2 separate regions of the Homo sapiens genome follow, and region 2 is linked to region 1. A link is an interaction called in ENCODE POLR2A ChIA-PET data of the cell type or tissue named here. Cell type or tissue: K562. All regions are shown on one strand. Each heading gives the region's core, and the rest is flanking DNA. Links, peaks and the distances in the headings are about the cores only. Region 1 has its middle 4.8 kb from the start of LAMP1. Region 2 overlaps LOC124903218 (a long non-coding RNA gene).

Evidence for each region. ChIA-PET counts read pairs that join two places held together with the same protein. Peaks named below come from ENCODE experiments on the same cell type or tissue, not always from the same donor. Only the 100,000 strongest peaks of a DNase experiment are listed, where the experiment ranks them.
Region 2: POLR2A ChIA-PET joins it to region 1 with 5 read pairs; 7 of 35 experiments call an interaction of 5 or more read pairs at or near these places.

What each region holds. Positions count from the first base shown.
Region 1 is chr13:113,290,221-113,294,610 of GRCh38, forward strand. No RefSeq gene overlaps it. Among named protein-coding and RNA genes, the nearest start is that of LAMP1, 4.8 kb to the right of the region's middle. RefSeq lists enhancers at 1,461-1,970, 1,971-2,479. In K562, for the core only: a CTCF peak has its summit at 2,515; a DNase peak (open chromatin) is centred at 2,001; H3K4me3 peaks cover 651 bases; H3K27me3 peaks cover 3 bases.
Region 2 is chr13:113,374,635-113,379,024 of GRCh38, forward strand. It overlaps LOC124903218 (a long non-coding RNA gene), which reads right to left. Exons shown (of 2, transcript XR_007063881.1): 1 at 4,265-4,390; 2 at 1,711-2,008. Among named protein-coding and RNA genes, the nearest start is that of GRTP1, 13 kb to the left of the region's middle. RefSeq lists an enhancer at 4,020-4,390. In K562, for the core only: no CTCF peak of the experiment used is centred there; no DNase peak of the experiment used is centred there; H3K27me3 peaks cover 1,146 bases.

The DNA.
Region 1 (4,390 bases), core at 219-4,218:
GAAGTCATGGAGGTTGAGGAAGATCATATTTCCTCCCCAAAAGCATCCTGTGAAGACTTCAAGTCACTTAGACCAGCTCCTTTCTTCCTCACGTCCTTCAGTGTGGCTGCGGGACTCGCTCCCATGCACTGTCTTTGCTGGTCACAGCCTGCATTCTGTCTTGGGTCTTCCCCCATCCCTACCTCCAGGTAGATTTCCAACATTAATGTATAGTAAAGCTTAGTCTGTGATGTGCATCTCTATGGGTTTGACAAATATTCAGAATGTCCTCCACCACCATATTCCTTACAGAACTGTCTTGTCATCCTGGAACCCCCATGGCCCCAGCCCAACCCCAGAATTTTCCTGTCATCCCAGAACCCCCACAGCCCCCTGACCCCAGAACTGTCCCGTCACACTGGAATGCTGGGGCCGGCTCTCCCCCGGGCCCCAGAACTGTCCCGTCATGCTGGAATGCTGGGGCCAGCTCCCCGCTGCCCCAGCAGTCCCTAGTGCTTTGCTTTTTCCAGAATGTCATGTGCACGGAATCCCACTTGTGACCTTTTGGGGCTTGTTTTTGTTTTGTTTTGTTGTTTTGTTTTGTTTTGCTTCACAAAATGCATTTATGGTTCAGGCTGGGCGTGGTGGCTCACGTCTATAATCCCCACACATTGGGAGGCTGAGGTGGGAAGATCACTTGAGCTCAGGAGTTCAAGACCAGCTCGTAATCCCAGCACTTTGAGAGGCTAAGGCAGGAGGTTCGCTTGAGCCCAGGAGATCAAGACCAGCCTGGGTAACACGGCAAGACCCCGTCTCTATAAAAAGTTCAGAAAATTAACCATGTGTGGTAGCACGCACCTGTGGTCCCAGCTACTCGGGAGGCTGGGGAGGGAGGATCACTTGAGCTCAGGAGTTCGAGGTTGCAGTGAGCCAAGATTGTGCCACTGCACTCCAGCCTAGGTGACAGAGCAAGACCCTGTCTCAAAAAAAGAAAAAAAAAAAACAGGAAAAAAAAAAGAAAAAAGGAACAAAAAGCACTCCTTAAAACTTGGAAAGAAATGAAGTCAATGAACCTAACTGTATAGACAGTGGGTGGCACAACCACACAAAGAAGATGCCTTGAGTGACTTTTACACAGAGCACCAGCTGCTGCCCTGGGAGGACATGCCCAAAAGACGAAAAAGAGCTGTGGACAGACCCTCAAGGCACCCAGCAGTCCTGGTGGTGACCTGGGTGCTGCCCTGCAAAGCAATCACTCACAGATTGTAGGAGAAAGCAAATTATGGGACCCTTGTCAGGGGTCAAGATTGTCAGCGTAAGAAAACACAGGTGCAAATACAGACATAAACAAGAAGTTAGGTCGGGTGCAGTGGCTCACACCTGTAATCCCAGCACTTTGGGAGGCTGAGGCGGGAGGATCACCTAAGGTCGAGAGTTTGAGACCGGCCAAGCCAACATGGAGAAACCCCGTCTCTATTAAAAATACAAAAAATTTAGCCGGGCATGGTGGTGCATGTCTGTAATCACAGCTACTCAGGAGGCTGAGGCAGGAGAATCGCTTGAACCTGGGAGGCGGAGGTTGTGGTGAGCTGAGATCGCACCATTGCACTCCAGCCTGGGCAACAAGAGTGAAACTCCATCTCAAAAAAAAAAAAAGATGTTAAAACTCCCTAATTATCATTTGAATAGAAAATCCCAGTATAAAGTCCTGATTTTCTCTTAAATGTTCTGTCTTTCTTAGGTCTGTGTATGGAAAAGACCTAGAAGCTTGACAAACCAGTTGCTAAAATAGATTGTGATCTCGATGAAAGTTGATCAGAGAAATTGGGTCATTCTCGCCACACCCAACTAAAACAGTCAAAGAGCCTGGGGAGAAAGCACTCAGGACACACAATGTTGCTCCAAAATGTAATTCTCTTCAAGCCTGGCAGTGAAAACTGCTGCTGTAACCTGAATCCAGTTCCATCCATGGCTGCTGAGACACCCGACAGCCCCAGAGGACAAACTTCCCCGCCCCCGCTGCCGCCCACGCCCACGGACCCTGCCAGATCCCGGACAGAGCTTTACCAACAGCAGGGAACTTTCTCTCAAGACCTTCCTCATTCTTATCGAACCCCGAATCTTCTCTTTGTTCTTCAAAGACACGCAGTTTGTGTGTATGCCCCTGTGAAACTGAATGAATCAAACATAAAGCCTTTGAAATTGTGAATTACCCTGAGCCTTGAAGGAAATGTGGCTATACGGCATAGGTCATGCCACACGCAGCTGCAACTTCTGCCTTTCTCCCTGTAAACAATAAAGACCAAATGGCACCGGAGATAAGACCCCCTCAGATCACTACCCCTCCTCATGGAGTCATAACGCAATCTTCCTTCAAATACAGAGATCCCTAACCAATGGAACCGCTGCGGCGTGTGCCCCTGGTCTCATATGAGAACTGTGGTGATCCTGCTGGAGCTTCTGTCTCTGCGTGGTAAGTGAAACCTGAGCTTCTCCACTTGGAAACGCTGACCCCATGTGTCTGCAGTCAGTGCCTTCCCGGGTGGCCATCCTCAAGCTCTGCACTCAAATACACACTATAGGTAATCAGATTTTCTGAATCTCATTATTTGCAGTTGACACCTGAATTGCAATGCTTTCTTCCCAAATAAAACGTTAAATTTGGAGAGTCATCTCTACATTTTTGACTCTGACATCTCTAAAGACCATTTTTCATCAAAATAAACCAGGGCTTTTTTTTTTTTTTTTTTTAGACAGAGTCTCACTCTGTTGCCCAGGCTGGCGTGCAATGGCATGATCTCAGCTCACTGCAACCTCTGCCTCCCAGGTTTCAAGTGATTCTCATGTCTCAGCCTCTGGAGTAGCTGGGATTACAGGCGCACGCCAACACAGCCCGCTAATTGTTGTATTTTTAGTAGAGACAGGGTTTCAACACGTTGGCCAGGCTGGTCTCAAACTCCTGTCTTCACAGGATCCTCCCACCTCAGCCTCCCCAAGTGCTGGGATTACAGGTGTGAGCCACTGCGCCTGGCCCAAACCAGGGCTTCTTGATGAAATCATGGATTCCAACTGTGACCTAGAAATGCCCAAGGTGAGTTTAGCCGTAATGTTGGTAACTGGGCTGGACATAGTGGCTCCCATCTATAATCCCAGCATTTTGGGAGGCCGAGGCGGGATGCTCACTTGAGCCCAGGAGTTCACAATAAGCCTGAGCAACATAGCAAACCCTGTCTTTTATACAAAAGTAAAAATAAATTAGCCAGGTGTGACAGTGCGTGCCCGTAGTTGGAGGTGCTTGGGAGGCTGAGGTGGAAGGCTCAGTTGCACCCAGAAGGATGAGGCTGCAGTGTTGGGCAACCCAGCCTGGGCAACACAGTGAGACCCTACCTCTAAAAAACATTTTTTAAGTAGTAACTGAAAGGCGGGTAATAGTGGTAGGCAAGGCGGGGATCATTATATTATTCTACTTTTATTTAAAATATCCTTTAGAATTGTTACAAAAAGACTACTTATCTCAATTTTTACCTATCAACCACTACTTTATTTCAAATACTGAGCCCATGTATCAGCTTCCAAACCTGAACTCTTGTGGCAGAAACTGCAGAAGAAAATTTCAGGAGCCTGTTTCTTGTGCCAAGCGGGAAGCTAGGCCCTGTGGCCTGAGTCATGCAGCACGTTTGCAACTTCAGCTTCTTGGACTGGTTAGGCTGACAGGTGACCACACAGCCTCTTGTTCTTGTTTTGTAAATGACTAGGAGAGACCAGAGACCAGACTTCCCCGCTTCCCATTACTGATCTTTGCTGTGGACCAGCCGCCTCCTTCATTGTCCTGTGCATCTGTCCTAACTCAGACTAGATGGCACGACGACCCCGTGACGTAGTCCGTGTGGAACGCCAAACATACCTTTCCCAATAGGAAAAGACCACCTTGGCTAATCGGAGCACAGTAACTGTGCATTCACCCTCAGAGAGAAAGATGCTGGAATTGTGTTAAGTTTCCCTAAACTTCATCTATAGAAATGATCCCAAACTGCTACATTTCAGAACACCGACTTCTGTTCTTTGGAATCTGTGCTTCCTGGGCGGCCTGTCCTCAAACTTTGCACTTGAATAATCTCTCTTTAAAGTAGATTCTGACTCTTGATTATTTTAGGTTAACAATGTCTTCAGGGAAATATATTCCACACTGAATTCCTAACTTAAAAAACAAAGAAAAGCTATAAAATGTGAAAAAAAAAAAAAAAAAGGTCAGGCGCGGTGGCTCATGCCTGTATTCCCAGCACTTTGGGAAGCCAAGGAGGGTGGATCACTTGAGGTCAGGAGTTCAACAGCCTGGACAACATAGTGAAACCCTGTCTCTACTAAAAACACAAAAATTAGCTTGGCATGGTGGTGCATGCCTGTGATCCCA
Region 2 (4,390 bases), core at 271-4,270, 84 kb after region 1:
CCTGGGGTCAGTGGTGGCTGTCAGCTGTCACTCAGCTGTGCCATCACTGGGTCACCCACCCACGCTTGTCTGCAACGCCTACACACTGCCTGGAGGCTGGGCTTGGAGAGCTGGTGTGCTAGATGGACAAGAGGAAACTGTGTCACCATGTTGCTTCTGCCAAGTCACAGCCACCCAGAGTCAGGAGCAGAAACACAGACCCCTCTCCTCCATAGAGGAGCCAGTCACAGCCTACGAGGAGTGGGGCTGCCATGAGCACTTTGGAAAATAGGACCTGCGACTCCTAAACACAGCAGGTGCTCACCCAGGGCCTGCTGGATTCACAGGCGAATGTGAGGAAAAGAAGAGCTGGGGTTTGTGTGATGTCATCCTCCATGACGTGCTCAGAAAGTTCTGATGCATCTGATGGGGACTGATGGGGACTCATGGGAACTGACAGAGACTGATGGGGCTGATGGGTCTGATGGGGATGATGGAGTCTGATGGGGACTAATGGGGTGTGATGGGGTCTGATGGGGTCTGATGGGGACTCATGGGGTCTGCTGGGGACTGATGGAGTCTGATGGGGACTGATGGGGACTAATGGGGTGCGATGGGGTCTGATGGGGACTCATGGGGTCTGCTGGGGACTGATGGAGTCTGATGGGGACTGATGGGGACTAATGGGGTGCGATGGGGTCTGATGGGGACTCATGGGGTCTGCTGGGGACTGATGGAGTCTGATGGGGACTGACAGGAACTAATGGGGTGTGATGGGGTCTGATGGGGACTCATGGGGTCTGCTGGGGACTGATGGAGTCTGATGGGGACTGACAGGAACTAATGGGGTGTGATGGGGTCTGATGGGGACTCATGGGGTCTGCTGGGGACTGATGGAGTCTGATGGGGACTGACAGGGACTAATGGGGTGTGATGGGGTCTGATGGGGACTCATGGGGTCTGCTGGGGACTGATGGAGTCTGATGGGGACTGACAGGAACTAATGGGGTGTGATGGGGTCTGATGGGGACTCATGGGGTCTGCTGGGGACTGATGGAGTCTGATGGGGACTGACAGGGACTAATGGGGTGTGATGGGGTCTGATGGGGACTCATGGGGTCTGCTGGGGACTGATGGAGTCTGATGGGGACTGACGGGGACTAATGGGGTGTGATGGAGTCTGGTGGGGACTGATGGGGTCTGTTGGGGTCTGATGGAGTCTGATGGGGACTGATGGGGTCTGATGGGGACTGACGGGGACTAATGGGGTGTGATGGGGTCTGATGGGGACTCATGGGGTCTGCTGGGGACTGATGGAATCTGATGGGGACTGACGGGGACTAATGGGGTGTGATGGAGTCTGGTGGGGACTGATGGGGTCTGTTGGGGTCTGATGGAGTCTGATGGGGACTGATGGGGTCTGATGGGGATGACGGGGTCTGGTGGTGACTGAAGGAGTCTGATGGGGACTCATGGGGACTCATGGGGTCTGCTGGGGACTGATGGAGTCTGATGGGTCTGATGGGGTCTGATGAGGGTGATGGGGTCTGATGGGGACTGATTGGGACTAATGGGGTGTGATGGCATCTGGTGGTGACTGATGGGGTCTGTTGGGGTCTGATGGAGTCTGATGGGGATGAAGGGGTCCGATGGGGACTAATGGGGTGTGATGGGGATGATCGGCACTGGTGGGCTGGCCCATGGGCTGCGGCCACATTTCCATGCTGAAGAGCCTGATGTGGTCTGATTTATTTTTTTAAAAAGTATTTCCCCAGTTATTCTGTAGCTTGCTGTCTGACAAGAGTGGAGGCAGGGGCCAGTGAGAAGGGTTAGAGAGGACAGTGGCCTGGAGGAGGAGCAGATGGAGAGGAGGGGTCGCCTCTGGATTCTTTGCTGAGGTGGGTGCAGCAGGAGCTGCTTCTGGGGTGGATTCGTCCAGATTTGTTAATTGCCTTCATTCTTCTCTACTTCATCTGCCTCAGGAAAGAAGGGAGTACGCATCTGGAAGGCTTAATTCAGACTATTTTTACTGTTGAAAAATAATGACATTGTCTAGGTTAGAATTTAGGAGCAGTAATATAAAGATTCGTGAGATGAAAGTTGTACGTCCAGAGAAACCTACTTACACCTGGAATAGCGTTACTGGATTTAGCAAATAAAAATGCAAATACAGGACACCCAGAGTGAGACATACTTTTACTAATATAGAGGAAGAAGTCAAAGCAAAACAAAACACTTCCTCTAATCTATTGCTTGAGGGACCTGGGAATTCCTTGGACCTGGGAATCAACGTGATCAGGCAGATTAACAAGAGAAAAAGACAATTTTAATTATGTAAGTATTCACAGTGGCTGGCCAAAAAAAAAAAAAAGTGGCCGAAGCAGGTGGCCAGAATCTTTCCCCTGATCCAGGAGAGAATTCACTGGGTCTGGTGCCTTCTTAAGTCTGAAAAGAAAGATTTGCAATCTATTGTCTCTGAAGCCTGATACCTGGAGGCTTCATCTGCATAATAAGAACCTTGGTCTCCACAAGCTCTTTTTTTTTTTTTTTTTTTTTGAGACAGAGTCTCGCTCTGTCGCCCCAGGCTGGAGTACAGTGGCTCAATCTCCGCTCGCTGCAAGCTCCACCTCCCGGGTTCACGCCATTCTCCTGCCTCAGCCTCCTCAGTAGCTGGGACTACAGGTGCCCGCCACCATGCCCGGCTAATTTTTTGTATTTTTAGTAGAGACGGGGTTTCACCGTGTTAGCCAGGATGGTCTCCATCTCCTGACCTCGTGATCCGCCTGCCTCGGCCTCCCAAAGTGCTGGGATTACAGGCGTGAGCCACCGCGCCCGGCCATGCTCTTATCTTAACCCAGACACACCTCTTTGTATTGATTCCAGGTCTTTTTTTTTTTTTTTTTTTTTTCTGAGATGGAGTCTCACTCTGTCGCCAGGCCGGAATGCAGTGGCGTGATCTCGGCTCACTGCAACCTCTGCCTCCTGGGTTCAAGCGATTCTCCTGCCTCAGCCTCCCGAGTAGCTGGGATTACAGGCGTGCACCACCAGGCCCAGCTAATTTTTGTATTTTTAGTAGAGACAGGGTTTCACCATGTTGGCCAGGCTGGTCTGGATTTCCTGACCTCGTGATCTGCCCCCCTCGGCCTCCCAAAGTGCTGGGATTACAGGTGTGAGCCACTGCGCCCGGCCAATTCCTGGCCTTTAGATAAACTCTTTCAAACGACTGACAATCTGAAAATCACCTATGACCTGAAGCCCACCCCCGCGTCCTTCAAGTTGTCCCGCCTTTCCAGACCGCAGTGTTCACCTTACATGTATTGAATGATGTCTCCTGTCTCCCTAAAATGTAGAAAACCACGCTGTAGCCTGTGTCCTCAGGATCTCCTGAGGCTGCGTCAGGGTTCAGGCTAGACAACGGATAAGGGGGTTTGGGCTTTTGGAGGGCAGGTAAGAAACGGGAAGGTGACCAGGAAGTGTGTAGTGAACAAGGTTGTTTAGTAAATGTGTTACGTAGGCCAGGCACAGTAGCTCACACCTGTGATCTGTGAAAGGAAATTAAATCTTGAGACCCCAAACTCATTTAGCCAAAGGAAAAAGTCAAGTTGGGGACTGGATCATGCAAACTTGCCTCCCCTTTTGGTTTCTAAATAAGATGGCTGCAAGATGAGAAGCTCCATACCTCCCTAATATTTTGCCCACAAGGAAATTTTTACTGAGCTCCGAGATCTTTACTCTAAGGTGTTTCCATAAAGATTTCACTATGGCAATGTAAACTGATTCCTCATCTTTACAGGTGCAGTCACCCATGGCCCATCAGACACAAATGCATACCCAATTGTTTCCCTGCCCCATTTTGTCTGTGTGATCTTATGTAAAAATACAGATTCACTGAGGCAGACAGAGGCATGAATGACTCTTTTCCCCTACCCTCTTCTTTTTTTTTTTTGAGACAGTCCCGCTCTGTCACGTAGGCTGGACAGCAGTGGCACGATCTCTGCTCACTGCAAGCTCTGCCTCCCAGGTTCACGCCATTCTACTGCCTCAGCCTCCCGAGTAGCTGGGACTACAGGTGCCCACCACCACGCCTGGCTAATTTTTTGTATTTTTAATAGAGACGGGGTTTTGCTGTGTTAGCCAGGATGGTCTCGATCTCCTGACCTTGTGATCTGCCCACCTCGGCCTCCCAAAGTGCTGGGATTACAGGCATGAGAGCCACCGCGTCCGGCAAACTTGTGCTGATTCATCAGGGACCACCCCAAACAGAATGATGGCGTTTTGCTCCTACCTGGGCGTGTTTGTGTGTGCCCAAGTCTGTGTTTGTGTCGGAAAGCTGATGTCAAGGTCAAACACATGATCAATGTTCCAAGCAGGGCACAGGCAGGGCCTGGCTGGTCAGCGCCATTTCTGTCAA